Linked DNA regions of Homo sapiens: region 2 is linked to region 1. Evidence: read pairs that join two places in POLR2A ChIA-PET (ENCODE). Cell type or tissue: HepG2. All regions are shown on one strand. Links, peaks and the distances in the headings refer to the core of each region. The heading gives the core; the rest is flanking DNA. Region 1 overlaps PEDS1-UBE2V1 (PEDS1-UBE2V1 readthrough). Region 2 has its middle 3.8 kb from the start of SCREEM1.

Region 1 (5,370 bases), core at 321-5,320:
TCTCGATGAAGTCGTGCCGTGTGATAGCTGTCGGGTCAATGTGGTGCTCCCGGAAGGGTCGGATGAAAGCCTGGAGTTGAGGGGGACACAGCCCCAGCAGTCAGCCTAAGGTGGTCAGCTGCTCTCCACAGCCCCCTAAACACATTCACCCTGGGCTCACCTCCCGCCTTTGATCCTAAGTTTCCTCCACCCGGGATGCTTGAACATTCCCACCTGGCCCACTGCCAGACACAGACCCCATCCAGCCTTTGGGGAGATGAGCCGAAATGACCCTGGAAGGGCTTTGGGTTGGCACTGTCTGCCTCTGGGCCTCAGTCTCCCTACCTGTGCTGTAAGGGGGCTTGGAGACAACCTCCGCCCTTCCTCCCCACCCCAAGGCAGTTGAGGAGGTCCCTCTAAGTAAAAGGTGGGACCCTCTGGACCCCCTGCACCTGCTGGGGTAACAGCCTCCCCTCCTTAGTCCAGGCTCTTCTGACAAGGCTGACCTCGCCCCGGGCTGAGAAAGAACACGTGACCAGGCCTGGCCAATCATAGCATCTCCTCCCTCTAGCCAGTGACTGCCTGAGGGCCCAGCACGTGACCCAATCTGGGCCAATGGGAGTGAGCCGTGGGACTTCAGTTGGCGGAAACTACAGGGAAGGAGAAATGCTGTTCTCCTGGAAGGAGAAGGACAGTTCTCTTTTCTTGGGAGCTGGAAGGATGGATCTCTGGGCGGTGAGAAAGCACACTGGCCACCTTATGAGGGGAAAGTAGAGATAGAGATGGAAGAAGACTGGGCCTGAAGAATGTGGTCTGTCGGTCCTACTGGATGCAGCCATTCCTTAATTTGGCTCTAACCCTGAAATCTTCAGTTACATGAATCAGTACCCTTGTTTGCCTAAGCCAGTTTAGATTTTCTGTCAAAACCAAAAAAGTGACTAATACAGGATAAAATGCAGTTAAAACAGCAAGAAGCAGCAGGGGAGACAATGGAAAAGCAAGACACCCCCAAATTCAGGGGTTCTGATGAGGCAGGCACATATCTAAACTCTTGGACCATCCCAAGCCTGATGCTTTTGCTTCCAAAATCCCAAGGGACTCCTGTTCTAGTCTTGCAGCACAGGGGTGAGGGACAGGCTGCAATGATGGTTCCCATCTTTCAGATAGGGAAACAGTCTTAGAGAAGAAAGGGGACTCACTCAAGGCCATACAGCCCAACCTCCTTCTTGAGGACATGGTTAGGTCAACATACTCACCTTCCCCACAATGGGCAGCTCCACAGAGCCCCATGTGTCAGCACCCCAGTGTACCAGGCCAGACAAGAAGTCAGCAATGAGAGCCCCTGCAACTGTGGACAAGAGGGTGAGTGAAGGGACATCCCTGCACCCCCCCAATCAGAATCACTCATTCATTTACTCACTTGCCCGCTCATTCATTTGTTAGGAGGGGAAGGTGTCCCTTCTTCTCTAGTTGGGATGTTTTCTTCCCTGAAGATGGAGCCTCAGGCTTAACACTCCTCCTGCCTGTTACTTGCTGTGCTCGGGGAGATGCCAAGACTCATGTGCTTGGAGAGTCTGGAGAGCATAAACTGGGCATGCTCAGATCAGCTCAACCTTTCCCTATTAGGAGCAGGCTGTGCCCTTCTCTCTGCCCCATATAAGGAAAGCCTGCTCTGCACCAGTGCTGCCTGGAACTGCAGCAATGTCCTTCTGGGTTTGGTGTTAGAAAGAAAGTACCTCGGCCAGGTGCGGTGGCTCATGCTTTGTAATCCCAGCACTTTGGGAGGCTGAGGCAGGCGGATCACTTGAGGTCAGGAGTTCGAGAATAGCCTGACCAATATGGTGAAACCCCGTCTCTACTAAAATCACAAAAATTAGCCAGGTGTGGTGGCATGCGCCTGTAGTCTCAACTACTCGGGAAGCTGAGGCAGGAGAATCACTTGAACTCGGGAGGCGGAGGTTGCAGTGAGCTGAGATCACACCACTGCACTCCAGCGTGGGTGACAGAGTGAGACTCCGTCTCAAAAAAAAAAAAAGAAAGTACCTTACCTGCAGATAGAAGCCTCGCTGCTCCACCCCCACCCCTCCAGCTTTTATCAGCAATAAACATGATCATTTGGTCTCCAGCAGCCTTTTCCTTGTTTCTGTTCTCAATCTGTTCGGAACTTGAGCAGGGTTCCCTCAGACTCCAACACCATTCACTCACTTGAGGGTTCAGTAGATTTGGACTCAAATTCCAGTGCTGGCACTCACTAGCTGTGACGCTGCACATGTTATTTAGCCTCTCTGTGCCCAGTTTCCTCTTGTAAAATGGGAATGATGCGACTGGGCGCCGTGGCTCACACCTGTAATCCCAGCACTTTGGGAGGCCGAGGTGGGCGGATCACCTGAGGTCAGGAGTTCGAGACTAGCCTGGCCAACATGGTGAAACCCCATCTGTACTAAAAATACAAAAATTAGCCGGGTGTGGTGGCACACACCTATAATCCCAGCTACTCAGGAGGCTGAAGCAGGAGAATGGCTTGAGCCCGGGAGATGGTGGTTGCAGTGAGTCGAGATCATGCACTGCACTCCTGCCTGGCCAACAGAGTGAGACTCTGTCTTGAAAAAATAAATAAATAAAAGGGAATGATGCTAACATTTACGAGCACTTTCTCAATGCCAAGCACAAATGCTTTACAGGCTAGATCTTGATGAATTCTCACCATTTGTTTTAAGTTGGTAGCTTTTTTATTCCCACTTTATAGAGGTGGAAACTGAGGCTTCCACCCCTGCTGCCTCCCATCACTCTCCTCTTTCGCTGCAGCCCAGGCCTACTTTATCTCCTTTCCCTTGCATGCCTCTGGGTCTTTGCATTTGCTGTTCCCTCTGCCTGGAACATTCTTTCCTAAGATGCAACACAGCTCACTCCCTCACCTCTTCAGATGTTTACTCAAATGTCCTCCCTGGACACCTGATGGAAAATTGCAACCACCTCATCTTCCAGCATTTCCGATCTCCTATGTATATTGTTCTCCAAGCACTCGGCACCTCTGACTGCTCTTGTGCTGGTTTATTTTCTCCCCCAACAAGGAGGTTGGCTCCACCATGGCCAGGGCTTTAGTCTGGCTTGTGGCTGCATCCCAGCTCTTGGCACCTATTCAGAACTCAGTAGAGCACTACTAAGTGCAGTGTTTGGCACATAGTAAGCCCTCAGGCCATATTACTGTTGCTGTCATTGAGTCAATCAACTAAGCCACACTCCACAAAGGCCTCCTGTGTGATAAGCTCTAGGGACAGAAACATGTCAGACACTGAACACATGTCTATGGGGAAACGCTGTAAAGTCCAGCAGAGGACAAAGGCAGCTGTGAGTGATGACACGTGTGGCCCCCTGGCTCATGGGGCTTCAGACAAACCCCTTCCCAGACTCGGTTTGTCTGTGTCAACTGGTTGTCCAAGATTCTGAGTTCTGCTGGTGCCCTCAACCCCTTGGTGACAGGGGACCAGGGTCTTGGGGGTACTGTGGAGACTGCAGAAAAGCCCCTGGATGCCTCCTGGGTGAGTGAGACTTGTGGTTGAAGGGACAAAAGTAAGCACGCAAGTCACTGTGAATGTGCAATCCTGACGTCCAGGCCTGGGGTGAGGGGCAGCCACTGGATGCCGACTTTCCAGAGGCCCTGTGGTATCCATCACAGGTGCCAAGCACGGGAGGGGTGGTGGGGGTGGGGGCAGCACAGCTTCATGCAGGCACCTGCAAGTTCCTGGGGATAAGGGCGGAAGGGCAGGTGGGGACAGGTGGCAGCTACACCTCCTGGCACACAGACGCCTAAGGACAGGCTGAAGGGTGTCACTGCACAGTGGCTGGGCTGAGGTAAAGGGGTTGGGACTCAGCAAGGCCCCAGAGCCTGTGCACCCAGTGGCCCTGCTCTGGTCTGGGCAGTCTTGCCCATTTGTGATGGGGAGGGTGGACCCAGGCCAGGGGCAGGGGCGGGGATGTAGAAGGCGAGGGAGGTGGAAGCCCCAGAAGGGCTTCTGGATTTTCTGTTCCTCTACACAGCACCCCACCCCCACTCCAGATCCCCTGTGCTGGCTCCTCCTCGGCCTTCTTGCTCAGAGCGAAGGTCAGCCAACCCTTCTGGCTAAAGCCATCCTTCCGGGCAGTTGCTCTCGCTCACATCTCCCTGCTTCATTTCTTTCATGGCACTTGTCATCCCCTGAGATGGCCTCATTTGTCATCCCTTCTTGGATGAAGAAAGAGGCCTGGAGAAGTTGAACCACTGCCTCCCAGTCAAGTGGCCTGGAAATGGCAGCTGTGGGATGGGAAGAGGCCTGTCGACCTGCCTCCAAAACCAGCACCCTTTTGTGTCCTTAAACTGCACTGCAGCAGGTCCATGGCATTATTAGAGCTCCTACTGCATACTTTGGGATGCTGTGTATGCACTGCCTCTGTCTACCAGCAGGGACAAAAGGCCATGTGGCCAAGAGCTATGACAGAACTAGATCAAGTGTTGGGGGCCTCAGCTCTTGCTACCATATTGCTGTGTGACACTGTGCCTACTCTAGGCCTCAGCATCTTTACTTGCTTAATGAGGTCAACTGAGGTATCTCGAGGTCCTGTCCCCATAGCTCGGACTAATGACATCTCTAAATGCTGCCTTCAGGCTGGGCTGGAGCACAGTGCAGAGCTGCAGAGCTGGCACCATTGCACTCCTCCCAGCACTTTGGGATGCCAAGGTGGGCAGATCACCTGAGGTCAGGAGTTTAAGACTAGCCTGGCCAACATGGTGAAACCTTGTCTCTACAAAAAACACAAAAAATTAGCCAGGGATGGTGGTGGGCACCTGTAATCCCAGCTACTCAGGAGGCTGAGGCAGGAGAATGGCTTGAACCTGGGAGGCGGAGGTTGCGGTGAGCCGAGATTTCGCCATTGCACTCCAGGCTAGGCAACAAGAGCAAAACTCTGTCTCAAAAATAAATGAATGAATGAATGCTGCCTTCATGAAAGAAATAGCTACAGAGGAGAAGTGGCTGGATGTCATAAGGGTGGGGCCTCGCAAGGGATTCAGAGTCCAGGTTCCTTGTTCCCCGAGTTCTGGGCTCCTGATGAGATGGGGACAAGCCCCTTCCCCTCTCTAAACCTTGGCTCATTTTATGTTATAATTGAATATAACCTACAAACAGTAAAGGCCATAGGCCTTACACAGCTCACAGCCTTTTTATGCGTAGACACACCTGTCTGACCAACCCCCAGGTTAAGATAGAGATTCTATACCTACACAGAATATAAGAGGTTGGCAAACTTTCTTTAAAGGGTCAGGCAGGCCGGGCACGGTGGCTCACACCTGTAATCCCAGCACTTTGGGAGGCTGAGGCAGGCGGACCACTGGAGGTCAGGAGTTTGATACCAGTC
Region 2 (5,370 bases), core at 211-5,210, 98 kb before region 1:
TGTGGGTCCGCGTGTGGTGTTGTGCATCCCTGTGTGTCTGTGTGCGCCCATCCATGCACCTGCATTATGTGTCTCTGATTCAGGCAGTTAGTGCTTCTGTATTTGTAGGTGCCTGTGGGTATCTGCAGTGTATTGTGGGTGTGTGTTGTGTGTCTGGAATTTGGTGTGACTGTATAGGAGCAGGTCTGTGTGTGTCACGTCTTTTTTTGGCAGGTGCCTGGACGTGTGTGTGGAGTGTTGTTTGTCTGCCATGTATTTTGTGCATGTGTGGGGGTGTGTGTGTGCATTAGTCTATGTTCCTGTGATTGTGGCATGGTGACAAGTTTTGGGGTTCCTGGGGGTGCAAAGGCATGGGAAGGAGCCTTCCTGCAGACCCACCCCAGGCCAGCAGCAGCCCCTCCCCATGGCAGCAGATACACACTCACTCTGATGCCCCGGGAGGAGGCTGGGCAAGCAGCCCCAGAGCAGCAGGCAGCATCAGGTGGAGAATGAGGGTGGGAGCTCAGTTCAGCCACCTTTTCTAGGCATTTCAGGGCCTGTCAGAAGCTCCCATGGAAGATGTGGAGGTTGGGGAGCAGTAGACATTCACAGGCCTGGGAATGGGGGTGCTTGAGTATCTGGGGCACCCACGGGAAACTCTGGCCTCCTTGGGCTTAATGGGTGGAGCCGGGTTTTTGCACACACGTGGTGGGGGCGACTACATGTACTGAGCTCATGCCAGAGTATGAGAGGAGACAGTGCCCGACGTATGCACAGATGAACACATGTATGGAAGGATAAGTATGTGTTCAAGGGTGGACACATGTGAACACAGACACTTGTATGTAGGGACAAACATTTGCGTGCAGGGACAGACACACACATCCAAATAGACACACAGGTGCAGGAGCAGACACTTATGTACACAAATGGATGTGAGTGTACATGGATAGACACACATGATTGTCCTTTGTGGGCCCCAGAACCTCTCCTGCACACACTTGCACACACATGCACACTGACTCACATGCACTCACGTGTGTGCAGGGCCTGGTCTACCATGCACACCATGCATATAGGGTCCCTATGCATACAGAAAATCCCCAAATGGGCCTGGCATGGTGGCTCATGCCTGTAATCCCAGTGCTTTGGGAGGCCAAGGCGGGTGGATCACCTGAGGTCAGGAGTTGGAGACCAGCCTTGCCAATGTGGTGAAAACTCATCTCTACTAAAAATACAAAAATTAAGCTAGGTGTGGTGGCAGGTGCCTGTAATCCCAGCTACTCCGGAGGCTGAGGCAGGAGAATTGCTTGAACCCGAGAGGTGGAGATTGCAGTGAGCCGAGATGACGCCATTGCACTCCAGCCTTGGTGACGGAGCAAGACTCTGTCTCTCCCCCAAAAAAAGAAAGTCCCCAAATGTAATGTGTGCCTCTCATCCTCAGTATCAGGAGAGTGCTGAGAGCACACACGGCTGACATTCTCTGTGTGGGGAGCCAGCACATGGCCCTGGGAGCCAGGCCTGGCTGCCTTTTGGCCTTTGTGATCGGGTCCTGTACTGTGCGCTTTACTTTCTGTGCCTTGGTCTCCTCATTTCTTAGCGAGGACTGAAGCTGTTAACCCATGCCAAGTGCTTGGCTTTACATCAAATAGTAAAAGTTACTCTTACTCCTGTCTGGTGCCAGCCTAGGCTCATATTACAGACAAGAGGCCTGGGGCAGTGGCTCATGCCTATAATCCCAGCACTTTGGGAGGCCAAAGCGAGAGGGTCACTTGAGCCCAGGAGTTCAAAACTAGCCTGGGCAACATAGCAAGACCCCATTTCTACAAAAAATTTTTTAAAAAAATTAGCCGGGCATGGTGGTGTGTGCCTGTAGTCTCAGCTATTCGGGAGGCTGAGGTGGGAGTATCACTTGAGCCTGGGAGGTTGAGGCTGTAATGAGCTATGGTCATGCCACTGCACTCCGGTCTGGGCAACAGAGGGAGATCCTGTTTCAAAACAAACAAACAAACAAAACTGGGCCCAGAAAGAGTAAGGTCCTTGCCTGGGACCGCACAGCCAGAAAATGGCAGATTCAAGATTCAAGTACCCTGAAAGTCTTCTGTGCCCAGAAATACACACACAGGGCCCACACATCCACTTGGAAGGATACCCAGGACTGTGCATGCACTTACAGCCAGGACCGTGGCCACAGAAAGGCCCTGGGGTCAGCAGAGGCTGGAATGGTCAGTGGGAATGTTCCCTCCCAGCCAGGGCTTGCAAATTCCAGAACCTCCAGTGATAGCTTTCGGGAGCCTAGATTCTTCCTACTCTAACCTCTGCCTAAAATTCCATTTCTTCTTCTTTTCCTTGCTTTAAGCAAGGGTCAGATGATTCCAATGCCTGCAGATGCTAGGCAGGTACTTAAATAAGTTAAGGGTGAAGCAATAGGGGTTGGTGGAGACTGTGATGGGTGTGATTCATTGCCACGTAGGAAAGCCGGCCCGCTGCTGTGGGAAAACGGGAAGTCAGAATTGTAATAGAATTTTTTTTTTTAAAGTGACTGAGTCTTGCTCTGTCACCAGGCTGGAGTACAGTAGTGAGATCATAGTCCACTGCAGGCTGGAATTCCTGGGCTCAAAGGATCCTCCCCTCTCAGCCTCCTGAGTAGCTGAGTAGGTGCAAGCCACCACGCCCAGCTAATTTTTGCATTTTTAGTAGAGACAGGGTTTCACCATGTTGGCCAGGCTGATCTCCAACTCCTGGCCTCAAGTGATCTGCCCACCTCAGCCTCCCAAAGTGCTGGGATTACAGAAGTGAGCCACTGTGTCCGGCCCACACCTGGCTATTAAATTTTTTTTTTTTTTTTTTTTTTTTTTAGAGCCAGAGTCTCTCCATGTTGCCCTGGCTGGTTTTGAACTCCTGCGCTCAAGCGATCCTCCTGCCTCAGCCTCCCACAGTGCTGGGATTATAGGTGTGAGCCCCTGCTCCCAGGCTGATTTTGTGGGCAAGAAATTCCAGTTGTTTCTAACTCTGTGGGGGTCAAACAAGTCTCCTCTGTCCCTCTGTGGGTCTGGTTGGTCCGAGCACCCCCCGTTTGTAGTCTCTGCCTGTTCACTGAGGCCAGAGGCTGGGTGCTTGCTGTGTGCCCTAGGGAAGGGCCTGGGCTTCTCTGTGTTCAATTTCCTCATGGCCAGACCCTGGGGAGGACACACATGGTAGAGAGCTGAGACTCTCCAGGGGAGAGCCAGACCTGGACAGCAGAGGAAGGACCGTCATGCCTGAAAAAGTCATTTCTCTCCTCATCCCTACTCTGCCCGTCTCCTGCTATCCGCAGGGAACTTAATGGAGAAAACACCCTGCCAGTGCCTGTTTTCCTTTCCATCCTGCGGTGGGTGCCAGCTCCAGATGAGTGACTCAGGGCTTCCCATGGCAGCAGATAAACACTCGCTCTGATGCCCCGGGAGGAGGCCGGGCAAGCAGCCCCAGAGCAGCAGGCAGCATCAGGTGGAGAATGAGGGTGGGGGCTCAGCTCAGCCACCTTTTCTAGGCCTTTCAGGGCCTGTCAGAAGCTCCCATGGAAGATGTGGAGGTTGGGGAGCAGTAGACATTCACAGGCCTGGGAATGGGGGTGCTTGAGTATCTGGGGCACCCACGGGAAACTCTGGCCTCCTTAGGCTTAATGGGTGGAGCCGGGTGGATAGAGGGGTAGGGTGTCAGAATTGGCTTAAGAATTTCAGAGTGGGCCGGGCATTGTGGCTCACGCCTGTAATCCCAGCACTTTGGGAGGCTGAGGCAGGTGGATCACGAGGCCAGGAGATCGAGACCATCCTGGCTAACACGGTGAAACCCCGTCTGTACTAAAAATACAAAAAATTAGCCAGGCATGCTGGCAAGCGCCTGTAGTCCCAGCTAATCGGGAGGCTGAGGCAGGAGAATGGCGTGAACCTGAGAGGCAGAGCTTGCAGTGAGCCGAGATCGCACCATTGTACTCCAGCCTGGGCAACAGAGCGAGACTCCGTCTCAGAAAAAAAAAAAAAAAAAATTTCAGAGTGAGGCAGGTCCCAGCAGGCCAGGGTCATTATGGCAGCCTTCCTGGAGGAGGGGGCTGAAAGTAGCTCTGTGGCTGCTAGCCTTGAAGTCAGGATACCTGGGCTCACACTAGATGGTTGGAAAGCATGAAGGCAGTGACTATGTCATCTCAGTCACTTGTGTCCTCAGCTCCCAGACCAGAGTCTGGTATACAGCAGGCACTCAATAAAGATCTATAGGCCAGGCATGGTGGCTCACGCCTATATTCCCAGCACTTTGGGAGGCCAAGGCAGGAGGATTGCTTGCTGCCAGGAGTTTGAGACCAAGCCCAGGCAACATAGCCTGTCTCTCCAGAATAAAAAACAAACAAAAACATTTAGCCGGGTGTGGTGGCACTCACCCATAGTGCCAGCTCCTCAGAAGGCTGATGGGGAAGGATCCCTTGAGTTCAAGGCTGCAGTAAGCTATGATGGCACCACTGCACTCCAGCCTGGGTGAGAGAGTGAGACTCTGCCTCTAAAAAAGTAATAATTAAAAAAATATTTGTAGGCCAGGCGTGGTGGCTTATGCCTGTAATCCCAGCACTTTAGGAAGCCGAGGCGGTTGGATTACTTGAGGTCAGGAGTTCGAGACCACCCTGGCAAGCATGGTGAAACCCCATCTCTACTAAAAATACAAAAATTAACCAGGCGTGGTGGTGGGCACCTGTAGTCCCAGCTACTCAGGAGGCTGAGATATGAGAATCGCTTGAACCCAGGAGGACCTTGTCTCAAAAACAAACAAAAAAAAGATTTGTAAAATGAGATGACAGAAAATAATAGCTTTAGGGAACACTCACCCTGGGCTAAGAACCGTGAACAACCCTATGAGGTAGGTGTTATTATTATCTTCTATTTTATACATGAGGAAACTGAGGCACAGAGAGGTTAAGTAATATGCCCAAGGTCATACAGCTAGCAAGTGACAACCAGGGTTCAAACCCAGGCCTGTCTGCAAAGCCCAGGGCATATCACTTCCTGAATGGTTCGATGTCTGTCACTCCCACGGGGCGGTGAGGGCCATAAACGCTGGGCTTATCTGTTTTGGTCCCTGCTCATCTATTTTGGCCTGGCATATAGTAGATGCTTAATAAATACTTGTTGAATAAATTACAAAAGTCCTTTGGGTCCTCAGACAAGTCACTTCTCTCCAAGCTTTGGTTTCCCCATCTATGCAATGGGCATACTCTAAGTACCAACCTCATTGTGTTGTTTTGACAAAGAAATGAAAGAGTGGAGGAGGATTGTGGCTCTGTAGGAAAAGTTCCAGAGTCAGCCAGACTGGGTTCAGGTCTACACTGCCTACCCTTCCAGCTGTGTGACCTTAGACAAGTTCCCCACC

What was found. ChIA-PET counts read pairs that join two places held together with the same protein. Peaks named below come from ENCODE experiments on the same cell type or tissue, not always from the same donor. Only the 100,000 strongest peaks of a DNase experiment are listed, where the experiment ranks them.
Region 2: POLR2A ChIA-PET joins it to region 1 with 13 read pairs; 2 of 35 experiments call an interaction of 5 or more read pairs at or near these places.

What each region holds. Positions count from the first base shown.
Region 1 is chr20:50,129,621-50,134,990 of GRCh38, forward strand. PEDS1-UBE2V1 (PEDS1-UBE2V1 readthrough) reads right to left here. Exons shown (of 8, transcript NM_199203.3): 3 at 1,236-1,327; 4 at 1-70. It overlaps PEDS1 (plasmanylethanolamine desaturase 1), which reads right to left. Exons shown (of 6, transcript NM_199129.4): 3 at 1,236-1,327; 4 at 1-70. Among named protein-coding and RNA genes, the nearest start is that of UBE2V1, 19 kb to the left of the region's middle. In HepG2, for the core only: a CTCF peak has its summit at 4,436; no DNase peak of the experiment used is centred there.
Region 2 is chr20:50,031,595-50,036,964 of GRCh38, forward strand. No RefSeq gene overlaps it. Among named protein-coding and RNA genes, the nearest start is that of SCREEM1, 3.8 kb to the left of the region's middle. In HepG2, for the core only: no CTCF peak of the experiment used is centred there; a DNase peak (open chromatin) is centred at 2,567; H3K4me3 peaks cover 487 bases.